Linked DNA regions of Homo sapiens: regions 2 and 3 are each linked to region 1. Evidence: read pairs that join two places in POLR2A ChIA-PET (ENCODE). Cell type or tissue: Caco-2. All regions are shown on one strand.

Region 1 (5,000 bases):
GTCCTGGCTCCTGCCTTCTACCTGCTGTGGCTGCAACTGCTCTGGCCAGCCAGGTGACTTCCATGTGACCCCTCCCCAAGCCTGAGCCCCCGATGTATGAAACCCGGTACTCCCACCCAGGCTCCAGGCCAGCCCCATCCGCCAGAGAATGGGGTGTCCAAACCCCAGAATCCTGGCTCCTTGACCTGTGGAAGACCTGGCAAGGAATGAGTGTGGGTAACAAGGGCCACCTGAGGTCCTCTGCGCACCCTGCTGAAACCCCGTGGGCTGTAGCACAGTCATGCGTCCCCTGGGGTGCACCCCAGTAAGAGAGAAGTACATCAGGTGCTGAATGGGAATGAGGATGGAACAAAGATGAAAGACCAGTGAGACTGGGCGATGGCTCATGCCTGTAATCTCAGCACTTTGGGAGGCTGAGGCGGGCGGATCACTGTTGCCCAAGAGTTCAAGACCAGCCCGGGCAACATGGCAAAACCCTGTCTCTACTAAAAATACAAAAAGTAGCTGGGCGTGCTGACACATGCCTGTAATCCCAGCTACTCAGGAGGCTGAGGCATGAGAATCGCTTGAACCTGGGAAGCGGAGGTTGCAGTGAGCCGAGATCGTGCCATTACACTCCAGCCCAGCCTAGGCGACAGAGCAAGACTGTTTCCAAAGAAAAGACCAATACATCCCTTTCCCCAGCCTCAGTTCCTTCCTCTCCCACCAGAATCTGAAGCCACTGCTTTAACTGCACCATTGAGAATGTCCCTATCTCCCCCAAATTTAAGCTTCTTAAGCCTCAGACCCTTGATTGGATGGAGTACCCACAGATGCCACCATGAACCCACGATCTCCCACCCAGCTGGGCTCCTCCCTGCCCCCAGAGCAGCCCCTTGCTGTAAAATGGGGTGAACAGAACTGAACAGGCTGTTACCATGAGGATTTGAGGGCATCAGTACAGCGCTTGGCCCAGGGCCCGGGAGCCACTACCACTCTACAGAGTCACAGGCCTCCTGACCATAACTCCTATGGGTGCGTGATTTACCGGGCCAGCCTGCGTGCTGGGCGTTTAGGTAGTTTCCAACCAGAAGGTAACTTATTAAAGAGCCTAAGACACGTCCTTCTGCAGGCAGCCCTTCCACAAGTGGCTTGGGGTAATTTTCAGTGGTATAATCACAAGCTCAGACTACGAACCCTCTTTTTTTTTTTTTTTTTTTTTTTTGAGATGGAGTCTCGTTCTGTTGTCCAGGCTGGAGCGCAATGGCGCAATTGGCTCACTGCAACCTCCGCCTCCCAGGTTCAAGTGATTCTCATGCCTCAGCCTCTCCAGTAGCCAGGATTACAGGCGTGCACCACCATGCCCGGCTAATTACTGTATTTTTACAGAGCTACTGAGCTCGAACTCCTGACCTCAGGTGATCTGTATTTTTAGAGAGCTACTGAGCTTGAACTCCCAACCTCAGGTGATCTGCCTGTCTCAGCCTCCCAAAGTGCTGGGATTACAGGTGTGAGCCACTGGGCCCGACCTTTTTTTTTTTTATCCATAGAGACAGGATCTTGCTATGTTGCCCCGGCTGGTCTTGAACTCCCAGACTGAAGCAATTCTCCTCCTGCCTCAGCCTCCCAAAGTGCTGGGATTACAGGTGTGAGCCACCACGCCTGGCCTATGAACCCTCTTATATGCTGGGTGTGCATTGTCCAAAGGGTCTTTCCAATTGAAGTGGCAGCCACCCCTTTGGAAAGCAAGTGTTTTTTGTTTGTTTGTTTGTTTTTTGAGACGGAGTCTCACTCTGTGACCCAGGCTGGAGTGCAGTCGCATGATCTCTGCTCACTGCAATCTCCATCTCCCGGGTTTACACCATTCTCCTGCCTCAGCCTCCCAAGTAGCTGGCGCCCGCCATCACGCCCGGCTAATTTTTTGTACATTTAGTAGAGACAGGGTTTCACCATGTTAGCCAGGATGGTCTTGATTTCCTAACCTCGTGACCCACCCACCTCGGCCTCCCAAAGTGCTGGGATTACAGGCGTGAGCTACCGCGCCTGGCCAGAAAGCAAGTGTTGGGGTCCCGGCAGCATTGGAATGATCCTTGCTGTGACCAACCCTGGCCAACAGGCCCTCCCTTGATGCCCAATACATCCACTCTTAGGCTCCTAGACCCCCCGCTTATCCTCCTGGGAATTGTCTGTTTCTGATCTTTGCACCTTTGGTGCTTATCAATTTGCATGAGCTCTTAATAGACTGATAACACCTGGTGCCACAGTTTCAATGTTCGTTTCCTCCAAAACTCACGTTGAAACTTAATCCTTGATGTGGCCGTGTTGACAGAGGTGGGGCCTTTAAGGGGTGACTGGGTCATGAGAATTCTGCCCTCATGAACTGATTAATCCATTCCTGGGTTAACAGATCCATGGGTTAATAGATAATGGGTTATCATAGGAGGGCAACTGGTGGCTTTGAAAGAATAGGAAGAAGGGGCCGGGCGCGGTGGCTCGCGCCTGTAATCCCAGCATTTGGGAGGCCAAGGCAGGCGGATCACGAGGTCAGGAGATTGAGACCATCCTGGTTAACACGGTGAAACCCCATCTCTACTAAAAAAATACAACAAATTAGACGGGCGCAGTGGCGGGTGCCTGTATTCCCAGCTACTTGGGAGGCTGAGGCGGAGAATGGCATGAACCCGGGAGGTGGAGCTTGCAGTAAGCCGAGATCGCGCCACTGCACTCCAACCTGGGCGACACAGCGAGACTCGGTCTCAAAAAACAAAACAAAAAAAAAAATAGGAAGAAGTCCAGTCATGGTGGCTCACGCCTATAATCCCAGCACTTTGGGAGGCCAAGTCAGGCAGATCACCTGAGGTCAGGAGTTCAAGACCAGCCTGGCCAACATGGTGAAACCCCATCTCTACTAAAAATACAAAAATTAGGCCAGGCGTGGTGGCTCATGCCTGTAATTCCAGCACTCTGGGAAGCTGAGGCGGGTGGATCACCTGAGGTCAGGAGTTTGAGACCAGCCTGGCGAACATGGTGAAACCCTCTCTACGAAAAACACAAAAAATTAGCTGGGCATGGTGGTGGACGCCTATAATTCCAGCTACTCGGGAGGCTGAGGGAGGAGAATCTCTTGAACCCAGGAGGTGGAGGTTGCAGTGAGCTGAGATCGAGGCACTCCAGCCTGGGCAACAAGAGAGAAACTCTATCTCAAAAAATAAATAAATAAAAATAAAAACCACAAAAATTAGACTGGTGTGGTGGTGCATGCCTGTAATCCCAGCTACTCAGGAGGCTGAGGCAGGAGAATTGCTCAAACCCTGGAGGCAATTGAACCCTGGAGATTGCAGTGAGCCAAGATCACTCCAGCCTGGCGATAGAGTGAGACTCCATCTCAAAAATAGAGAAAAGAAAAAAGGCCAGGCATGGTGGCTCATGCCTGTAATCTCAGCACTTTAGGAAGCCAAGGCGGGAGGATCACCTGAGGTCAAGAGTTCAAGACCAGTCTGGCCAACATGGTGAAACCTTGTCTCTACTAAAAATACAAAAAAAAATTAGCTGGGTGTGATGGCGGGCACCTGTAGTCCCAGCTACTCAGGGAGGCTGAGGCAGGAGAATCGCTTGAACCAACGAGGCAGAGGTTGCAGTGAGCCAAGCTCGCACCATTACACTCGCTGCAACCTCCGCCTCCTGAGTTCAAGCAATTCTCAGGTGATCAGCCCTCCTTGGCCTCCCAACATGCTAAGATTACAGGGGTGAGACACTGCACCCTGCCAACCCCCAGCTAATTTTTATTTTATTTTTATTTTTTGATATGGAATTTTGCTCTGTCGCCTAGGCTGGAGTGCAGTGGTGCAATCTTGGCTCACTGCAACCTCTGCCTCCCAGGTTCAAGCAATTCTCCTGCCTCAGCCTCCTCAGTAGCTGGGATTACAGGCTCCCGCCATCACGCCTGGCTAATTTTTGCATTTTTAGTAGAGATGGGCTTTCACCATGTTGGCCAGGCTGGTCTCAAGCTCCTGACCTCAGGTGATCTGCCTGCATTGGCCCCCCAAAATGCTGGGATTACAGGCATGAACCACCCAGCCCGGACTTAATTTTTCAAAGATGTTTTAAAGTTAGAGTCTTGCTATGTTGCCTAAGGGAACTCCTGGCTTCAAGTAACACTCCTGACTCAGCCTCCGGCATAGGATGAAATTACATTCAACCCTGAAAAGGAATGAAGTACTAACTCCTTCTACAATAGCACGTGAACCTTAAAAACATGCTCAGTGAAAGAAGCCAGACACAAAATAATGCACTGGATAAGATTCCATTTATATGAAGTATCCGGAGTAAAAAAATCCGTGGAGTCAGGAAGTAGACCAGTGGGTTCCAGGGATGGGGAGTGACAGGTAATGGGTACAGGGTTTCTTTCTGGGGCGATGAAAATATTCTGGAGACCGGGCATAGTGGCTCACACCTGTAATCTCAGCACTTTCGGAGGCCGAGACAGGTAGATCACTTGAGGTCAGGGGTTTGAGACCAGCATGGCCAACACGGAGATATCCCATCTCTACTAAAATACAAAAGTTAGCTGGGCGTGGTGACACGCACATGTAGTCCCAGCTACTCGGAAGGCTGAGGCGGGAGGATCACTTGAACCCAGGAGGCGGAGGTTGCAGTGAGCCGAGATTGCACCACTGCACTCCAGCCTGGGTGACAGAATGAGACTCCATCGAAGAAAGAAAGAGAGAGAGAGGGAAAGAGGGATGGAAGGAAGGAAGGAAGGGAGAAAGAAAGAGAAAGCAGGAAAGAAAGAGAGAGAGAGAAAAAGAAAAGAGGCCAGGCGCGGTGGCTCACGCCTGTAATCCCAGCACTTTGGGAGGCCGAGGCAGGTGGATCACAAGGTCAGGAGATCGAGACCATCCTGGCTAACACAGCGAAACCCCGTCTCTACTAAAAAATACAAAAAATTAGCTGGGCGTGGTGGTGGGTGCCTGTAGTCCCAGCTACTTGGGGGGTGAGGCAGGAGAATGGCGTGAACCCGG
Region 2 (5,000 bases), 150 kb before region 1:
GCAGTTGCAGTGAGCTGAGATCATGCCACTGCACTGCAGCCTGGGTGACAGAGTGAGACACTCTCAAAAAAAAAGGCCGGGCGTGGTGGCTCACGCCTGTAATCCCAGCACTTTGGGAGGCTGAGGCAGACGGATCACGAGGTCAGGAGATCGAGACCATCATCCTGACTAACACGGTGAAACCCCGTCTCTACTAAAAATACAAAAAATTAGCTGGGCATGGTGGCGGGTGCCTGTAGTCCCAGCTACTTGGGAGGCTGAGGCAGGAGAATGGCATGAACCCAGGAGGCAGAACTTGCAGTAAGCTGAGATAGTGCCACTGCACTCCAGCCTGGGCGAAAGAGCAAGACTCCGTCTCAAAAAAAAAAAAAAAACAGCAATCACTATTTGATTTTTTCCATTTTTTTGCTGGTTGACACTGACTTTTTCTTTCTTGATAGCAGCAGATTCCTCAAAGGATGATTACCAAAGATTTACATAAATTTCCACATACAATTAGCTCACGAAAGAACAATGAATTAAATTACCTCAACAACTCAAAGACCAGTCCCCTCCCATGGGGCCCCATCTTCCGAAGACCCCCCAAACTAGGAAGCCCTTCATTGTTTCTCTCCTCTATGAGCTCCTCCACACACTGTCATTTCTTTTTCTTTCTGTATTTTTATTATTAAGACAGGGTCTCACTCTGTTGCCCAGGCTGGAGTGCAGTGGCCCAGTCATAGCTCAATGCAGCTTTGAACTCCTGGGCTGAAGCGATCCTCCCACCTCAGCCTCCCAAGTAGCTGGGACTATAGGTGCATGCCACCATGGCTGGCTAATTTTTTTTTTTTTTTTTTGAGACAGAGTCTCTCTCTGTCGCCCAGGCTGGAGTGCAATGGTGGGATCATGGCTCACTGCAACCTCTGCCTCCCAGATTCAAGCTATTCTTCTGCCTCAGCCTCCCGAGTAGCTGGGATTACAGGCACTTGCCATCATGCCCGGCTAATTTTTTTTCTGTATTTTTGTAGAGACAGGGTTTCACCATGTTGGCCAGGCTGGTCTTGAACTCCTGACCTCAGGTGATCCACCTGCCTTGGCCTCCCAAAGTGCTGGGATTACAGACGTCAGCCACCGTGCCCGGCCATCTTGGCTAATTTTTAAAGATTATTTTTAGAGATGGGGTCTCACTATGTTGCCCGGGCTGGTCTCAAACTCCTGGCCTCAAGTGATCCTCCCGTCTCGGCCTCCCAAATTGCTTGGATTATAGGCATCAGCCATTGCGTCCAGCTTCTCTTCTAATTTTCTAGGCTATTTATAGGGTCCACAATGGATCATGCCAGCCCCTCTGCTAAGGGTTATCCACCAACATCTCATTTAACCTACACTATCCTCTCCAGAAGCAAATATTGCATTGGTGCAAAAGTTATTGCGGTTTTTGCAATTAAAAGTAAAGGCAAAGCTGGGCACAGTGGCTCACACCTGTAATCCCAGCATTTTGGGAGGCTGAGGCAGGTGGATCACAAGGTCAGGAGTTCAAGATCAGCCTGACCAACACGGTGAAACCCCATCTCTACTAAAAATACAAAATTAGCTGGGTGTGGTGGCGCGCACTTGTAATCCCAGCTACTCGGGAGGCTGAGGCAGGAGAATCGCTCGAACCCGGGAGGTGGAGGTTGCAGTGAGCCAAGATCATGCCACTGCACTCCAGCCTGGCAACAGAGCGAAACTCTGTCTTTAAAACAAAAAGGTAATGGCAAAAAACGCAATTATTTTTGCACCAACCTAGTATTATTTCTCTCATGTCACAGATGAGAAAACTGAGGCTTAGGGGGAATCTCTAAATTTGTCTAGTGTCATGTGGCCAGAGACATAATTCATACCTGGACACCTCACTCCGGACGCTGTTCACAGCCCTACTCCTCTTTGGTGGGTAAATACTCCGGGAAAGGCACGATTTTCTCCTAGTGTGAATTCAGGGTAGGCAAAATAGCCTCATCCAGTCACAAGAGGCCCCTGACCTGCCTGAGAAAGGTGCTGCAAACCCCGTGCTCTGTGGCTTCCCCCACCCTTGTGTTTTTGGTCTCCCAGGGGAAACTGAGGCAGCCTGGGCAGTGGCCAATGATCCCAGACATTAGCAGAAAGAAATCCCGAATTTTCCTTGGCAGAGGGAAGCCTCAGGACCCACAAAGCAGGAACCTGTGACTTGAGGGCAATTCCCGGAGCTCCCAACCCCGCTGACACCCCTGTGAAATATGGCATAGCCCACGCCCAGAATCCCACTCCCTATGACCTGTAACTACCGTCTTTTCTTTTCTTCTCTTTTCTTTTGAAACAGAGTCTCGCTCTGTTGTGCAGGCTGGAGTGCAATGGCACCATCTCGGCTCACTGCAACCTCCGCCTCCCTGCAACCTCCGCCTCCCAGGTTCAAGCAATTCTCGTGCCTCAGCCTCCTGAGTAGCTGGGACTACAGGCACCTGCAACCAAGCCCGGCAAATTTTTTGTATTTTTAGTAGAGACGGGGTTTCACCGTGCTAGCCAGGATGGTCTCCATCTCCTGACCTTATGATCCGCCCGCCTCGGCCTCACAAAGTGCTGGGATTACAGGTGTGAGCCACCGCGCCCAGCCTTGTCTTGTCTTTTCTTGTCTTTTGAAACAGAGTCTCTCTCTGTTGTGCAGGCTGGAGTGCAATGGCACGATCTCAGCTCACTGCAACCTCCGCCTCCCAGGTTCAAGCAATTCTCCTGCTTCAGCCTTCTGAGTAGCTGGGATTACAGGCGCCTGCCACCTCACCTGGCTAATTTTTGTATTTTTGTAGAGATGGGGTTTCACCATGTTGGTCAGGTTAGTTTTGAACTCCTGGCCTCAAGTGATCTGACTGCTTCAGCCTCACAAAGGGCTGGGATTACAGGCTTGAGCCACCGTGCCTGGCACTACTCCCACTTCTATAACCCCTTCATCTCTCTGATCCTTTTATCCTCATGACAGCTTTACCCAAGCCCCTGAACAGGAGCAGAAAATCCATTCATTTAGGCCGGGTGCAGTGGCTTATGCCTATAATCCCAGCACTTTGGGAGGCCGAGGCGGGTGGATTACTGGAGGTCAAGGAGTTCAAGACCAGCCTGGCCAACATGGTGAAACCCTTTCTCTACTAAAAATACAAAAATTAGCCAGATATGGTGGCGGGTGCCTGTAATCCTAGCTACTCGGAAGGGTGAGGCAGTAGAATCACTTGAACCTGGGAAGTGGAGGTTGCAGTGAGCTGAGATCGTGCCATTGCACTCCAGCCTGGGCAAAAAGAGCAAAACTCTGTCTCAAAAAAAAAAAAAAGTCTGGGCGCGGTGGCTCATGCCTGTAATACTAGCACTTCAGGAAGCTGAGGTGGGCAGATCACTTAAGGTCAAGAGTTTGAGACCAGCCTGGCCAACATGGTAAAAACCCGTCTCTACTAGAAATACAAACATTAGCTGGGCATGGTGGCACATGCCTGTAATCCCAGCTGCTCGGGAGGCTGAGGCAGGAGAATCACTTGAACCTGGGAGGCAGAGGTTGCAGTGAGCCGAGATAGTGCCACTGTACTCCAGCCTGGACAACAGAGCGAGACTCCATCTCAAAAAAAAAAAAAAGAAAAGAAAAAGAAAATCCATTCATTTAATGCATGAACAGATATGAATTGAGCTGTGTAAACTCAAAGTATCTGAGTCAGGTCTCAATCAATTTAGGAAGTTTATTTAGCCAGCTGGGTTCAGTGGCTCACGCCTGTAGTCCTGGCACTTTGGGAGGCCAAGGCAGGAGGATGTCTTGAGCTCTGGAGTTCGAGACCAGTCCGGGCAAAATGGCGAAACCCAGCATCTACAAAAAACACAAAAGTTAGCCGGGTGTGGTGGTGCATGCCTTCGGTCCCAGCTGCTCAGGAGGCTCAGGTGGGAGGATTGATTGAGCCCAGGAGGTTGAGGCTGCAGTGAGCTGAAATCATGCCACTGCACTCCAGCCTGGGTGACACAGCCTGGGTGACACTCCAGCCTAGGTGACACTGTCTCTTAGAAAAAAGTATTTTTTTTGTTTTGCTTTTTTTGAGATGGAGTCTCGCTCTTGTTGCCCAGGCTGGAGATGGCCAGGTTGCTCTTGAACTCCTAACATCAGGTAATCCACCCACCTCAGCCTCTCAAAGCGCTGGGATTACAGGAATGAGCCACCACACCTGGCTGAAAAAAACCTTATATTTAGAGATGGAGTCTTGCTATGCCACCCAGGCTGGTCTCAAACTCCTGGCCTCAAGCGATCCTCCCTCCTCAGCTTCTCAAAGTGACATGATTACAGACGTGAGCCACCTCAACCAGCAGCCTTTTTTTTTTTTAATGGAATCTTGCTTGGTCACCCAGGCTGGAGTGCAGTGGCACAATCTCAGCTCACTGCGACCTCCACCTCCTGGGTTCAAGCGATTCTCCTGCCTCAGCCTCCTGAGTAGCTGGGATTACAGGCACCTGCCACCATGCCCAGCTAATTTTTTGTATTTTTAGTAGAGACAGGGTTTCATCATGTTGGCCAGGCTGGTCTCAAACTCCTGACCTCAGGTGATCTGCCTGTCTCAGCCTCCCAAAGTGCTAGGATTACAGGCATGAGCCACTGTGCCTGACCTGCTTCTTATTTTATTTTATATTTATTTATTTATTTTTTTGAGACAGAGTCTCGTCAGGCTGGAGTGCATGGCACGATTCGGCTCACTGCAAGCTCCGCCTTCCGGGTTCACGCCATTCTCCCGCCTCAGCCTCCCCAGTAGCTGGTACTAAAGACGCCCACCACCACGCCCGGCTAATTTTTCTGTATTTTTAGTAGAGGCGGGGTTTTACCGCATTAGCCAGGATGGTCTCGATCTCCCGACGTCGTGATCCGCCCGCCTCGGCCTCCCAAAGTGCTGGGATTACAGGCGTGAGCCACCACGCCCGGCCCCTGCTTCTTATTTTAAAATGTAGCAGGAGGCCAGACACAGTGGCTCTCACCTGTAATCCCAACACTGTGGGGG
Region 3 (5,000 bases), 150 kb after region 1:
TCACTCAGGACCTCACTCACTAGCCCCGCTTTGGGGCCCCTCCTGTGACCTCAGGGTTTGGCCCATGGGGCCCTTCCAGGCCCCTGCTCTAACTGATTCTGCCCAGATAATCGTGTGTCTCCTGCCTCCACTCAGCTACTTCTCAGTCATGAAGGTGGCCATGGCCCTGAGGTCCCCTTGCTGCTGTGGGCTCCCTGTCCCTGGGCAGGAGTGCTGGTGAGGAGGTGGAGCCTTTTGAGGGGGGCCTTCCCTCAGCTGTTTCCCCAAACTGGGGGGCTGGGCCCTGCCTCCCCATTACCCTCCTTCCCTGCAGGCCTGGAGCCTGTAGGGCTGGACTGAGGTTCAGGTCTCCCCCAAGCTGTCTCACTCTGACTTTGTCCCCACTCTAGAGCAGGGAAGGGGTGGGGGAGGAGTTGTGTCTCATCTTCTGTCTCCATGTGGTTTTTGGGTGCTTTTCTTGTTGTGTCCTGGATTCTGATAAAATTAAAGAAATTGCTTCCTCAAAAAAAAAAAAAAATATATATATATATATATATGCCCAGGTGCAGTGGCTCACGCCTGTAATCCCAGCACTTTGGGAGGCCGAGGTGGGTGGATCACCTGAAGTCAGGAGTTCGAGACCATCCTGACCAACATGGAGAAACCCCATCCCTACTAAAACTACAAAATTAGCCGGGCATGGTGGCGCATGCCTGTAATCCCAGCTACTCAGGAGGCTGAGGCAGGAGAATCGCTTGAACCTGGGAGGCAGAGGTTGCGGTGAGCTGATATCGCACCATTGCACTCCAGCCTGGGCAACAAGAGTGAAACTCCGCCTCAAAAATAAATTAATTAATTAAAAATTAGGGCCAAGATCACGCCATTGCACTCCAGCCTGGGTGACAGAGTGAGACTCTGTCTCAAAAAAAAAATATATATATATATGTATATATGTATATATATGTATATATGCGTATACACGTATATATGTATATATGCGTATACACGTATATATGTATATATGTATATATGCGTATACACGTATATATGTATATATGTATATATGCGTATATACGTATATATGTATATATGTATATATGCGTATATACGTATATATGTATATATGTATATATGCGTATATACGTATATATGTATATATGTATATATGCGTATATACGTATATATGTATATATGTATATATATGTATATATGTATATATATACACACACACATATACATATATATTTGTGATTTATTTATTTTTCTTTTAGAGACGGGGTCTCCTTATATTTCCCTAGCTGGCCTCAAACTCCCGGCCTCAAGGGGATCCTCCTGTCTTAGCCTCCCCAGTAGCTGGGACTACAGTCGCCTGGCCCTCACCTGAGAGTCACATGCCTAAGAGTGGCTACGCTGGGCAGTTCATTCAATGTCCCTCCCCCACCTGTTCCAAGCAACCACTGATGTGCTGTCTGTAACTACAGATTAGTCGCATTTTCTGGAATGTTCTATAAATGGAATCATACAGTGCGTGTTTTTTGTAGCTTCTTTTGTTCGGTGTGCTTTTGAGATTAGTCCCTGTTTTGAGAGTAGCATAGTCTGTTCCTTTCTGTTGCCAAGTTTCATTCCATTGTAGGGGACACTTTGATTCATGTTACTCATCCCTCTTGTTGATGGAGGTTTTGGGAGTGTTTTTATAAGAGGGCAGAGTCCAGATCCCAATTAATTACAGGGTGGGTTTTGTGTACCCTGGAGGAACCCTTGCATCATAGTCAGAAGGCAGGTGAAGCTGAGTGAGGTGGCTCCTGCCTGTAATCCCAGCAGTTTTGGAGGCTGAGGTGGGAGAATCACTTGAGCCCAGGAGTTCAAGACCAGCCTGGGTAACAGCGAGACTCTGTTTCTACAAAAAATTTAAAAATTAGCCTGATATGGTGGGGTAGGCTTTAGTCCCAGCTACTTGTTTTTTTGTTGTTGTTTTTGTTTTTGTTTGTTTTTTTGAGATGGAGTCTTGCTCTGTCGCCCAGGCTGGAATGCAATGGCGTGATCTCGGCTCACTGCACCCTCTGCCTCCCAGGTTCAAGCGATTCTCCTACCTCAGCCTCCCGAGTAGTTGGGATTACAGGTGCATGGCCACCATGCCCGGCTAATTTGTGTATTTTTAGTAGAGATGAGGTTTCACCATGTTGGCCAGGCTGGTCTCGAACTCCTGACCTCAAGTGATCTGGGTTTTGTTTTTTATTTTTATTTTTTATTTTTTATTATTTTGAGATGGAGTCTCTCTGTCACCCAGGCTGGAGTGCAGTGGCATGATCTCGGCTCACTGCAACTTCCGCCTCCTGGGTTCAAGCGATTCTCGCGCCTCAGCCTTCCAAGTAGCTGGGACTATAGGCACCACACCCAGCTAATTTTTTTGTATTTTTAGTAGAGACAGAGTTTCACCCTGTTGACTAGGCTGGTCTTGAACTCTTGTCTTCAAATTATCCACCCGCCTCGGCTGATAGTCCCAGCTACTTGGGAGGCTGAGGTGGGAGGATCACTGGAGCCTGGGAGGTCGAGGCTGCAGTGAGCTGTGAAGCTGTGATGATCGTGCCACTGCACTTCAGCCTGGGTGACAGAGTGAGATCCTGTCTCAAAAATAAATAAATAGGAGGGCAGGGATCTGTGTTGGTGGATGTGATTTGGAAGGAGGCACTGGGTGTGGGTGGGTAGACAGGGAACCAGGCTGGTGTCATGCCACAAGGGGTTCACACGGGTGATCATTGCTAGACTGAGGGAGAAGATAAGGCCTAGGATGATCCAATCTGGAGGTCAAAGCATGGCATTCAGCTCTGTCATTTTTCTCTGCCTTCCATTTCTGCAACCTCAAATGGGCGCAACGTCCCTACCCCCCAACCCCAGTTCACCCGATGCCAAGTTGCATTATCTGTTTCCTGTGCATGGAGGCCCCCTGATTTCCAGGAGGGAGTGAACTGTGCATATGAGCTTGCGATGGGGTTAGCAGTGGGGCACAGGGCGCTGGTTTCCTGGAATGGGGTAAAAAGTGGCTGTAAGTCTGGAGGGATGCGACATCCAGGCGGAAAGCTCATGGAGGCCATATGAGGAGGGGACTTGGCCGACAGAGGTGACAAGGCCAGACTCTTTTTTTGTGCATGTGTGACAGAGTCTTGCACTGTCGCCCAGGCTGGAATACAGTGGCACGATTTCGGCTCACTGCAAGCTCTGCCTCCTGGGTTCACGCCATTCTCAGCCATACTCAGGCCATACTCAGCCTCCCGAGTAGCTGGGACTACAGGCGCCCACCACCACGCCCGTTTAATTTTTTGTATTTTTAGTAGAGACAAGGTTTCACCGTGTTAGCCAGGATGGTCTCGATCTCCTGACTTTGTGATCCGCCCACCTCGGCCTCCCAAAGTACTGGGATTACAGGCCTGAGCCACCATGCCCGGCCCAGACTCTTCTTATAAGGAGAGGGAGCTGAGGAATGGCCATTTCCACCCTCAGGCTCCCACCCTCTTCATGCCACAGTCCTGGAGCACCGCTCTCCACCGAGGCCCCTGCCCTGGCTGAAGTCAGCAACAGGACACCTCCCACTCGCTCCGGCTGGGCTGGGACCCTTGTAAAGGATCTTCTGCGTCCTTCATGAACTTGTGTTTTTGTTTTTTTGTTTGTTTTTGTTTTTGAGACAGAGTCTCACTCTGTCGCCCAGGCTGAAGTGCAGTGGCGCAATCTCGGCTCACTGTAACCTCCGCCTCCCGGGTTCAAGCGATTCTCCTGCCTCAGCCTCTCGAGTAGCTGGGATTACAGGTGCTCGCCAGCATGCCCGGCTAATTTTTGTATTTTTTGGTAGAGACAGGGTTTCGCCATGTTGGCCAGACTGGTCTCGAACTCCTGAGCTCAAGTGATCCGCCCGCCTCAGCCTCCCAAAGCAGTGGGATTACAGGTGTGAGCCACCGCGCCCGGCCTTATGCACTTGTTTTGACACCTGCTAGGTCGACAGAACCTTGTCCCCCGGAAGCCCAGCTCTGCCAGGAAGTCTGGGCTGACTTGACATCCCGTTAGCTGGGAGGGTGTGGAGGGTGGGCGTGCTCTACCCTGCAGACGGCTGGGTCACCTCTCACAGAATATACTGTGTCTCCTGTCGCTCTCCCTCCTATTCCTTTCTTTATCTTCCCCAAAATCTGGGGTCTACCTTGCATCCTGAAATTCCCAGGGCAGCATTCTCTTAGCAGTCCCTCGACCCCCCAACCAGATAAGGGGTTTCCTGGCGTCTGGGGAACACCTTCGGGTGTGGGGCGGAGGGCGGCTGCCCCCCAGAGACCCTGGGCGGCCTAGCTTTCGCAGACGCGAAGGACTGGATAGTGCCAGGGCCACCGAGCGGCCGGATTGGTGTGTGGGCCAGAGGCGCGGTGGTCCCGCCTCCTGGTTGCCAGGGCCCAGCCTATCCGCGTCCAGGCGGTCCTTGGTGCCAGGTGGTTGTGGTGGGGGTCGGGGCAGGTGTATGTGTTGGGAAGGACAGTGGAGGACCCCAGGGATTTGCTCCCCCAGTCCCAACCGTTGACTATCTGGGTTCCTCAGGCGCAGCTGGGGAAACAGGCTTCCCCCGGACCGCAGAGAAGCCACCCTTCTCTCCAAAGCGCGCTTCTCCCCCATCCCCCTCGGCGCGCTTCCGCCGGCCGCGCTCCCGGGTCCGGATCGAGCGCGCGCCCCCGGCTCTCCCGCCCGCGGCCGAGGGGCGGGACCGGCTCGGCTCCCCCGGCGCCGCAGCCCGCAGCCCCCTCCCCTCGCCTCCTCGCCGCTGGCGGCCACCGCGTCGCTCCGGCCCGGGCCCCACCCCAGGCGACTCTGTGAGGAGCGGCCGGAGGCCGGAGGCGGAGGTGAGCGCGACGCGAGCAGGTGGAGAGGCTGGGCGCGGGCCAGGCCCGGCTGGGGGAGGGGTCGGGCCCGGGACGCGGCTCTTTGTCTCCCGGAGCCCGTTCGCGGGCAGCGGGGCCGCTCTGCCTCCCGGCAGGTGCAGGCATCCCTCG

The links. ChIA-PET counts read pairs that join two places held together with the same protein. Peaks named below come from ENCODE experiments on the same cell type or tissue, not always from the same donor. Only the 100,000 strongest peaks of a DNase experiment are listed, where the experiment ranks them.
Region 2: POLR2A ChIA-PET joins it to region 1 with 5 read pairs; 3 of 35 experiments call an interaction of 5 or more read pairs at or near these places.
Region 3: POLR2A ChIA-PET joins it to region 1 with 9 read pairs; 4 of 35 experiments call an interaction of 5 or more read pairs at or near these places.

The regions. Positions count from the first base shown.
Region 1 is chr19:8,022,756-8,027,755 of GRCh38, reverse strand. No RefSeq gene overlaps it. Among named protein-coding and RNA genes, the nearest start is that of ELAVL1, 20 kb to the right of the region's middle. In Caco-2, no CTCF peak of the experiment used is centred here; a DNase peak (open chromatin) is centred at 2,287.
Region 2 is chr19:8,168,838-8,173,837 of GRCh38, reverse strand. It overlaps the pseudogene LOC100422633. Among named protein-coding and RNA genes, the nearest start is that of FBN3, 22 kb to the right of the region's middle. In Caco-2, no CTCF peak of the experiment used is centred here; no DNase peak of the experiment used is centred here.
Region 3 is chr19:7,874,136-7,879,135 of GRCh38, reverse strand. PRR36 (proline rich 36) reads left to right here and starts at 4,746. Exons shown (of 6, transcript NM_001190467.2): 1 at 4,746-4,850. It also overlaps the pseudogene LYPLA2P2. In Caco-2, no CTCF peak of the experiment used is centred here; a DNase peak (open chromatin) is centred at 4,425; H3K4me3 peaks cover 869 bases.